Linked DNA regions of Homo sapiens: region 1 is linked to region 2. A link is an interaction called in ENCODE POLR2A ChIA-PET data of the cell type or tissue named here. Cell type or tissue: PC-9. All regions are shown on one strand.

Region 1 (5,000 bases), 99 kb before region 2:
ATAAGGAAGGTGCATAACAAACTCTAAAGTGTTGTGGATGAGTGACAGACTGGGGATCAGTAAAGGCTTCCCTGAGAAGGTGACTTTGAGTTGAGATTGAAGAACAAATAGGAGCTAACTAGGCAAAGTGGGTGGAAGAGCATTTCTGGAAAAGGGAAGAGCAGGTGCAAAGGCCCTGGGGTTAGAGAAAGTGTGGCACCTTTGAGAAAGCCAGTGTGGCTGGAATAAAGTGGGATGAGCCTGGAGTGGTGGGTGGAGGCCATGTTATACTAAGACCAGTGGAAAAGTGTCTAGCAAGGGAGCAACCTGACTGCTGTTTTTAAGAAGCTCCCTCTGGCTGTGGTGGGGAGAGCAGGTCAGAGCAAAGCAACAGCACCTGCAGGGATGCTGGTATCAGCCATCTCAGTGATATTGGGTATAGAGAGGAGTGGATGGATTCAAGGCACACTTCAGGAAGAAAACTGATAGGGCTTGGTGTTTTACCAGTTACGACAGAAGAGAGGGGATGATGGAGGGTGTGCTCCTAATGCAATTACTTTCCATTTTGAACTGAATGGTTCTGAAGTTATATATACTGTGAGCATTACTATAGTAAATTAAAGAAATACATCAATAGATTCTACAGTATTTTGCATACTTTAAGCATCTGGATAATCTGAAAATTTACTTGGCAGCCCAGAGAAAATGGAATGGTGCAGCTCTTTGGCCTGATCCCACAGGAAAACATTCCACTCATGCAGAAGCAAAGATCAGGTCCAGAAGGATGTTTGGCAAATGCGCATTAAAAACTGAGAATATGGAGTGTGCAGAAGAGCTTTGCTCTGAGCCTGGCCCTTTAGGCTTTCATGATCTATGGAGGCAAACATGATACCAATGGGCAGAACCCACTCCAGCCTAGGTCTACACATGAGGTTACACCAACATTAAGAAAACCTCCTTGTGTGCTGCCCCTACCTACAGAACAGTGTGACCTCAAGACCCACTCCCCACAATTCCCCTAGTCTTTCCTGTGTCCCTGGAGGCATCTCAGGGTCCTCACAAACTGTCCTTGTTTGGCCTGGTGGCACAGCCTCCTTGGTGACTCTCCATGCCCGCAGCCACTTGTGGAGGCTGTCACCATCTTATTGCCAGATCTTTGTTCCCCAGTGCCCCAAAATGCATGGGGCTTATACAGGGCTGCGGTGACCTCAGTCTTCAGTAGGGAAGAAGGCTGTTCTGACACTTGCTGTATCACACTTGGTCAACTGGGCCCAGTGGTGTGTTGGAATTGGTGTATATCAGCTGCTGAGAGCCGATTGTGCACATCTCTTCCCAACTTCTTATTCTATGAGGTTACGTTAGTAGCTTGAATAGGCCATGATGGGAGTATTTATGCCATGGTAATGGGTAAACGCTACAAATCAGAGCTTCCTTCTTCTCCCCTTCAGAGACCCTGTTGTTGAACATTTACCAGCACACCACTGACTGGCCCAGAGCTCAGCTGCTTGTGCCCTGAGCCCCACCATGTTCCCTGTTGTATTAGGGTTCACTAGAGAGACAGAACTAATAGGATAGATGTCTATATAAAGGTGAGTTTATTAAGAAGTATTGACTCATATGATCAAAAGGTGAGGTCCCACAATAGGCCATCTGCAAGCTGAGGAGCAAGGAAGCCAGTCCAAGTCCCAAAGCTGAAGAGCTTGGAGTCCAATGTTCAAGGGCAGGAAGTATCCAGCATGGGAGAAAGATGTAGGCTGAGAAGCTAAGCCAGTCTAGGCTTTTCACGTTCTTCTGCCTGCTTTTATTCTGGCTGCATTGGCAGCTGATTAGATTGTGCCCACTCAGATTGAGGGTGGACCCACCTTTCCCAGCCCTCAGTCCCAGACTCAGATGTTAATCTCCTTTGGTAACACCCTCACAGACACACCCAGGAACAATACTTCATTGGATTGAAGGATTGTATCCTTCAATCCAATCAAGTTGACATTCAATATTAACCATCCCACCTGTGAACATTGTCCCTCTGTCTTCCACCTAGCCACTCTCTCCATAAGGTTCAGCCCTGGTCCCTGAGATCAGGACCACATTGTCTTCTGAGCCCCCACCTTCCACAGAAACATGCCCAGGTATCAATACATTAAACATCTCTTTGTCTGGGGGCTGTGGCCCCAGGAATCATCAGACAGAAATGAATCAGGCAGGGAAGGAAAGAAAGGTTGAAGTAGACATCAAAGAGGCCTTGAACATGTCCTGTCCCACATGGACCTCAGTTTTCTGGGCCTAGAGGACATGATGTCCCAGTCTTCTTTCTCCTCAATGCCCCAAGCTTGAGGGAATAGTATGTAACTTAATCTTGAATATGTAGAAAAAAACATATAGGATATTGCCTAACATAAGGTAGAGGCTAGCTTGAAAAAGTCTTGAGGTTCAAGGCCTTAGTGTACAGTTAATTACTTTCATGATTCATCACCTGCAGACTGTGACTCTAGTATATCCTTAGTGTAAATGTATGAAGGCAGTAATTTTGTACATGTGTATGTATGTGTACATGTCTTTACATACATGTATATACTTACAGACCCATGGCATATAATAAAACAGTGACCTAGATTCTCTCTCAAGCATGCAGGATCTTTATAAGCCATACGTAGTGACAGTTTAATCCACATAATCACTGTCAATTCCCCTTCACTAATTTGGCAGAGTCCCTGCGGCATATGCAGCTCTGCAATGCTTTACACAGCGTACACAAAATTCCCTGTTCATCCTCCAATCTAGTAATTCCATCAACTAGCTTATGAAGAGCTGCTTCAGTAATTCATGTTTAATGACCTTAGCTGCTGGACAGATGTCTTGAGAATTAAAGTCTCCTGTGAACAGAGTATCCTGAGCTTCTAAACTCCAGTGTAATGGAAACACGTCCCATTTCTCCCACACACCCCCAAAGTGATGGGATTTGGAGCAGACATCCAGCCTGGGGTCCTCTCCTCGGGCTCACACTGCCCACTCTAGCCTTTATGAGTGGTGGTGACCAGACTGGAGGCCATGGGATTTATCTGACATGTCCTGGGTTGGACAGTCAGTGGGCCTCACGTGGGGCTGAGTTCTGTGCCTCAATTCATCTGTAGGATAGAGGAGATGGTGCCTGGCATGGTCAAAGAGACCCTCAGAGTGCTCAGGACTCGGGACTCCAAAATAATGGAAAAGAAAAGGTTTATGATGAGAACCAACATTTACTAAGCTCCTGAAGTACTAAATTTCCTCGGAACAAGCCCTGTGAGGGAGACACGATTAGGACCATCTTATAGAAGAGGAAACTGAAGATCAATGGGTTGTGTAGCTTGTCAAATTCATGCAGGTGGGAAATGCCAGGATCCTGGTTTGTGTGCTGGGGTCAGCCACCTCTAATGCTCTGTTTGTTTTATACCCCTCTTCCACCTTCCCACCCACCTCAGTGGGATTTTTAGAACCAAAGTTTGCACTGTCATGCCAGCCGTGTTTCTACAGAGAGATATATACAGCGATCATCTTCAACTCCTCCCTTCCATCTGCCAAGCCCTGCTGACTCCACCCCCGTGAAATCCCAACCACCACCCCTTTTTCTCTGTCCCCTCTGCCGCTCATTCATTCTGGCTCATTCTCACACTCACCATATTAGCCTTCCTAAATAATCTCTGGCCATGGTACTCCTTATTAAAAACCTTCCTTGAGCCGGGTGCAGTGACTCACGCCTATAATCCTAGCACTTTGGGAGGCCAAGGCAGTGGATCACTTTGAGATCAGGAGTTCAAAACTAGCCTGGCCAACATGGTGAAACCCTGTCTCTACTAAAAATACAAAAATTAGCTGGGCGTGGTAGCACATGCCTGTAGTCCCAGCTACTTGGGAGGCTGAGGCACAAGAATCACTTGAACCCAGGAGGCAGAGGTTGCAGTGAGCCGAGATCACACCACTACACACCAGCCTGGGCAGCAGAACGAGACTCCATCTCAAAAAATAGTGATAATAAAATAAAAATAGTGATAATAAAATAAATACAAAATTAGCTGGGCATGGTGGCAGGTGCCTGTAATCCCAGCTACTTGGGAGGCTGAGGCAGGAGAATTGCTTGAACCTGGGAGGTGGAGGTTGCAGTGAGATGAGATTGCACCACTGCATTTCAGCCTGGGTGATAGAGTGAGACTCTATCAAAAAAACAAAACAAAACAAAACAAAAAAAAACAGACAAAACCTTCCATGGCTCCCCACTGCCTGTAGGATATAGCCTGGCATTTTAGGAACTCCACCACCAGGCCATACTTGTGTTTCCAGCTATTTCTCTGAATTCTGCTCTTACCCAGGAGGCATACTAGCTACTCTCCCACACATGCATCAGAATTTCCAAACTTCATAACTGTGCTTATGTGGGTTTTTTTTTCTATCACCTTTTCCATCATTTATTTATTCAACGAATAATTTTTGAGAACTTACTATGTGCCAAGTACTGCCCTAGGAGCTAGGAATACAGCTGTGAACAAAACCAAAATGAATCCCTTTCTTCAGAGAGTTTACAGTCTAGTGCCAGGAGCAAACAATCAGTTCTTGCCATATTAAATGAGAAAAGTATACAGGTTGTCAGAAGACAATGGTTGCTATTCCAAAAGAAAGAAAGAAAGATGTGTAGGAGGATGAGGAGGATTGGAAATGCTACCAGTGGATGGCGAGAAGAGAGTTTTAAACAGGCTGGCCAGAGAAGGCCACATTGGGAAGGTAACATTTGAGAAAAGCATTGAAGGAGGTGAGGGAATGAGTTGTGCAAGCGAGTAGGTAAGAGTGAGCCAAGCAGATAAGCAGCCAGCCAAAGTCCAGGTGAGAGTATCTGGAGTTCTGGAGTTGGGGGCTTCCACTTCCCACTTCCAACCAAGATGGAGGAGTAATAGGGACCAGATTTACCCTCCTGCTGTAAACAAGTTAAAGAAAAAAAAAAAACAGTCCAAATACTATGTGAAATGACAGTTTTCAGACATGGGCTACAAGCAGCA
Region 2 (5,000 bases):
CACTCTGTCACCCAGGCGGGAGTGCATTGGTGCAATCTTGGCTCACTGCAACCTCCGCCTCCCGGGTTCAAGCGATTCTCGTGCCTCGGCCTCCTGAGTAGCTGAGGTTACAGGCACCCACCACCATGCCTGGCTAATTTTTGTATTTTTAGTAGAGACAGGGTTTCACTATGTTGTCCAGGCTGGTCTTCAACTCCTGACCTCAGGTAATCCACCTGTCTTGGCCTCCCAAAGTGCTGGGATTACAGGTGTGAGCCACTGAACCCAGCCTTCTTGGTGGATTCTTTAGAATTTTCTACCCATAAGATTATATAATTTGCAAATAGAGAGTTTTGCTCCTTTCATTCCAATTTGTATGCTTCATATTCCATTTTCCTGAATAGCCAAAAAATTCTCGGATAGACTTTCAACCTACTTATATCTTTGAATCAAAAGTGAGTCACATATACAGCAAATATAGTCAGATCATGTTTTTTTTAATTCATTCTGCCAATCTCTGCATTTCAATTGGAGTGTTTAATCCATTTTATGTAATTACTGGAAAGGCAGGATTTACATCTGCCATTCTGGAAGATACTTTTTTGTTTTTGAGACAGAGTCTCCCTCTGTCGCTCAGGCTGGAGTCAGTGGCGTGATCTTGGCTCACTGCAACCTCTGCCTCCTGGGTTCAAGCGATTCTCCTGCCTCAGCCTCCCGAGTAGCTGGGACTACAGGCACATGCCACCATGCCTGGCTAATTTTTGTATTTTTTAGTAGAGACGGGGTTTCACCATATTGGCCAGGCTGGTCTCAAACTCCTGACTTTGTGATCCACCCGCCTTGGCCTCCCAAAGTGCTGGGATTATAGGCATGAGCCACTGCGCCCAGCCAGATATCTTTTTTAAACGCACGACGTATCTTACTATTTTGCACTTAAAATTCTCCAATTTAAAATAAAACCCACACTTCTTACCTTGCTACAGGTCCTACACAATCCAGTCCCACTCCATATCTGACTTCATCTAGTTCCTCTCCCTGTGCTCACCCCAGTCTTTAGCCATGTGGGCCTTCTGTCTGGAGCTCTAACACTCCAACTTTATTCCCAACTTTGTGCCTTTGCATTCATGATTCTTCTGCCTGGAACGCTCTTCCTCCAAACCTTTTCAGACTCTTTCCTGTCATTCAGATCTAGCTTAAATGCCACCTCCCTGATCACCAGATCCTTAAATGTCCCCCAACATTCTTTCTCACCTCCCCTGTTTCTCCATCACATTGCTTATTCCTCGTTCTCTCATCTATATTCTATCATCCACTAGAATGTGAGCCCCATGAAACAGGGCCCTTAACTATCTTACTCAGAGCTCTTTCTCCATGGCCTTGCACAGGGCCAGACAGACACACAGCTCAATATATGTTGGTTGAATGGATGAGTGAATGAATGAACAAAGGAATGCGTGCATGAATGAATGGATGATGGACAAGCTTCCCTGGCATGATTCTTGTCAGCACTGACAACAGCTGAGTAGGTAATGTGGTTGCTCAGTAGCTGGATTGAACTATTGGATGAATATGTTGATACTAAAAAGAAAAATAAGTAATGTTTTAAAGGTGAAGAGGAAGTTTGGTTGTTGTTGTTGTTGTTGTTGTTGAATGATTTCAAAGAGAAACTTGACTCGTGGTTCTCAATCCTGCTACATCACCCAGAAAAGATCTTTTTGAAAATACCGGCCCGGGTCACACCCCCCAAAATATCTGATTTAACTGGCTTAGAAAGGGCCCTGTGCATCAGGAATTTTTTAAAGTTGCCATGGGTTCTGGTGTGCAGCCGGAGTTGAGATTCTCTGGTCCAGACTCTCACGAATCTCTAGGAAGGGCCCAAGACTGTACCTTGGATACCAGGGTGATAAATAGACTCAGGACAATAAATTTTTACGACTAGAAAGTAAAAGAAGAAAAGGCTGAATCCAGAAAATCTGAAGTCCAGTTGGTCCCTGCCAGCCAGAGATGATGATGATGACAAAAGAATTACAGACTCAGAGAGAGGCCCACCTGGGGAGTTCATGTGTGCAGACCCCAAAGAGCTACGCAGGCCCTCTGGTCTCATATTTTTCTGAAAATCTTTGTGTTAGCATTTGAACAATTGTTTCTCCAGTGGAAGAGAGAGAGCAAGGAAGAGGAAAAAAGGGAGGTTTCTATGAGGTTTCTATTTCTGCAGCATTGTTCATTGCAATGGGAAGACAGAGGGTGAGCAAGTTCCACACCAGAACTTTAGGCAGGTTTGTTTCTAAGTGCTCTACAATCACAAGGAAACCACTGACCACAGAAACCAACAGGGAAGAAAAAAGGACAAGGGAACCACAGTGTCCAGGCACCTCAGCACTCATGGTGGCTCGGAAAGGAACCGCCAGCCCTGTGGTGGGATGTTCATTCTTTTCTGCCCTTGTTTAGCTTGAAGTTTCTCCCTAAAGCGATAGTGGATTAAGCTTCAAATACTGAGTTGTTTTGTCCTTGACAAAGGATGAAACATTTAACATGCCCCAAAGATGCTCTGTTCATGTCAGAGGAGGCTGAGACAACCTGTGAACCACCCCTTAGGGGACAGCAGCCAGAAGAAACACGATCATTGCTGGTCCTGCCCAAATCTCACTTCCCAGCCCACCCACCCATACTCTTGCCCTTCTCTGGACTGGTACCCCAACTCCAGGCTTACCCTACTCACATGCAAGCACCCAATAGTAAGCAAACACGTACTATAATAATGACAACAGTGTCTCACATTTCAACAGCATGGCAAAGTTCACAAAGCACCTTGACATCCCCATTTTAGAGATTCATCAGAGGAAACTAAAGCTGAGTAGGTGACCTGACTGGCCTGAGATAACCTTGCTTGCTACGCATGAGAACTGGAACCCAGCCCAAGCCTTGTGGTATTGGATGAGTCAGTATCCCTTCCACTGGGATTGATCCATTCACACTTCCTGCTTCTTTTTGCATCCGTCCCTTTGTTTTCTTTTTCTTCATTGATGCTTTCAAAATTATTAGCTTCCAATTGTGCATAATGTTCTCTTACAAATGCTTAAATCTCTTTCACATCTGTGATTATCTGGTTGATGGTTCATGAGAGTGAACAGATATTCAAATCCAGCAAGTTTAGATCTGAGAGCTTCACCTTCCAGTCCCGCTTCATCCTTAGTACTAGATCTACTCAGCCTTCTTCTAGGATTTCAACAAAGCTGCATTGTCTTAGGAGTAACAATAGCAAAAATAATCATAGCAACAGCTTTTCTTGAGTGCATGCTATGTGGTAAGCACTGTTCCAAGTTCTTTGCTTTATCAACTCATTCAGTCTTCACAACAACCCCATGTGGGAATTACCATTATTATCCCCAGTCTACAGATGAGGAAACTGAGGCACAGAGGGGTTAAATAACATGCCCATGGTCACACAGCTGGTAAATATACAACATGTAGCCCTTAGTGGTTAAGCAAGTAGACTCTGGAGCTAGGCTTAACTCCAAATCCCAGTTCAGCCACTTACTGTGTGAAGTTAGGTTAGTGTACTGGGCTGAATTGTCATTCCCCCTAAACGATATATGCATCCTTACCCCTGGACCTGTGAAATGTGGCCTTATTTGCTAAAGGGGTCTTTGCAGATGTCATTATGTTAAGGGTCTTCAGAAGAAATCATTTTGGATTACCCGGATGGGCCCTAAACTCGATGACAGGTGTCCTTATAAAAAATACACATAGAGGGACACAGACACAGGGGAGAAGGCCATGCGGAGATGGAGGCAGAATGATGCAGCCACAGCATGGAATGCCTGGGGCCACCGGGAGCTGGAGAAGACATGGCAGGATTCTTCTCTTGAGCCTTCAGAAGGAGCACAGCCCAACGGACATCTTGACTTTGGACTTCTGGCCTCCAGAACTGTGCAAGGATTAATTGTCTATTGTTTTAAGCCGCCCAATTTATGGTAGTTTGTTACAACAGCTCTAGAAAATGAGTATCATTTCTGAGGGCTTCAGCCTTAAAATGGGCCTAGATAGGAGAAGTGCCCACTTTACTGAGCTTTGGGGAGGACTAGAAGGGATGCCTGTAAGATTTGCCCACACCCAGCACCTGGAGAGCACTTGATGAAGGTTAGCCCTCATACAGAGCATCATTTATTACCCGGCCTTTGGCTGCTCTGCCCTGAACCCTTGCAGAGCCCACGGAAGCCAGCCCTTCACATTGCCATCTTCTTGTGTCTGACTCGTTGCCACTGGGACCCCTGAGCCCAGCCCAGCGTGTTCCTGGCTCAGGAATCTCAGAGGAATCAAATCTGACTCCCAGACCCAGGCTGCAGAGGCCTCTCTGAGCCATTATTACCAGGGCTGCCAGAGCGAGACTATGAACATCCACATGTGGCGTTTTAATATTTTACCCAAGAAGTCATTTTCTTCCACGATTCAGACACAGAAGACTCGAAGAATTAAAGTGAGAAAGGTACTCAGGGCCTGCATGATTTCCGCCAATGGGCGTGGAGGATTTTCCTGTGTCTGTTCAGGCTCTTTCTTTCTTATCTGCGTCTTACAGCAGACGGGAAGCCAGCTGACGAGAGATTGCATGTTCATACCAATTATTAAAAATATATGGCAGGCTTCTGGAAATGCATTCACATGCCAAGGAAATAGAATGCAGTCACCAGCCCAGGCCCCTGCACTGTGTGCTTTGGAGGAACAGTGCGGCATCTGTAAACACAATGATACAAGGTTTTGGACCAGATTCTGCCACCTCCCAGCTGCGTGACCTTGGGTGAGTGACTTAACCTCTCTGAGCCCCAGTGCCCATAGGGGAAGTTCATTCCTCCCTCACAGGTTTACTGTGAGCGTCATTAACTGAGATAACATGTTCAAGTACCTAGTTCTGAGCCTGGCACATAGAAGGAGGTCAATCAGTCTGATTTGTTTCCACTCCCTGCCCCAGAATTTCCTGACTCCCTAAGAAAACTGACATAACTACCCTGCCAACCTCCCAGGTC

The links. Peaks named below come from ENCODE experiments on the same cell type or tissue, not always from the same donor. Only the 100,000 strongest peaks of a DNase experiment are listed, where the experiment ranks them.
Region 1: POLR2A ChIA-PET joins it to region 2 with 7 read pairs; 2 of 35 experiments call an interaction of 5 or more read pairs at or near these places.

Annotation. Positions count from the first base shown.
Region 1 is chr9:98,430,884-98,435,883 of GRCh38, reverse strand. All of the region lies in intron 7 of GABBR2 (gamma-aminobutyric acid type B receptor subunit 2), which reads left to right. Among named protein-coding and RNA genes, the nearest start is that of TBC1D2, 180 kb to the right of the region's middle. In PC-9, no CTCF peak of the experiment used is centred here; no DNase peak of the experiment used is centred here.
Region 2 is chr9:98,332,293-98,337,292 of GRCh38, reverse strand. All of the region lies in intron 13 of GABBR2 (gamma-aminobutyric acid type B receptor subunit 2), which reads left to right. Among named protein-coding and RNA genes, the nearest start is that of TBC1D2, 79 kb to the right of the region's middle. RefSeq lists a cis regulatory region at 4,538-4,555 and an enhancer at 4,475-4,619. In PC-9, no CTCF peak of the experiment used is centred here; DNase peaks (open chromatin) are centred at 2,902 and 3,212.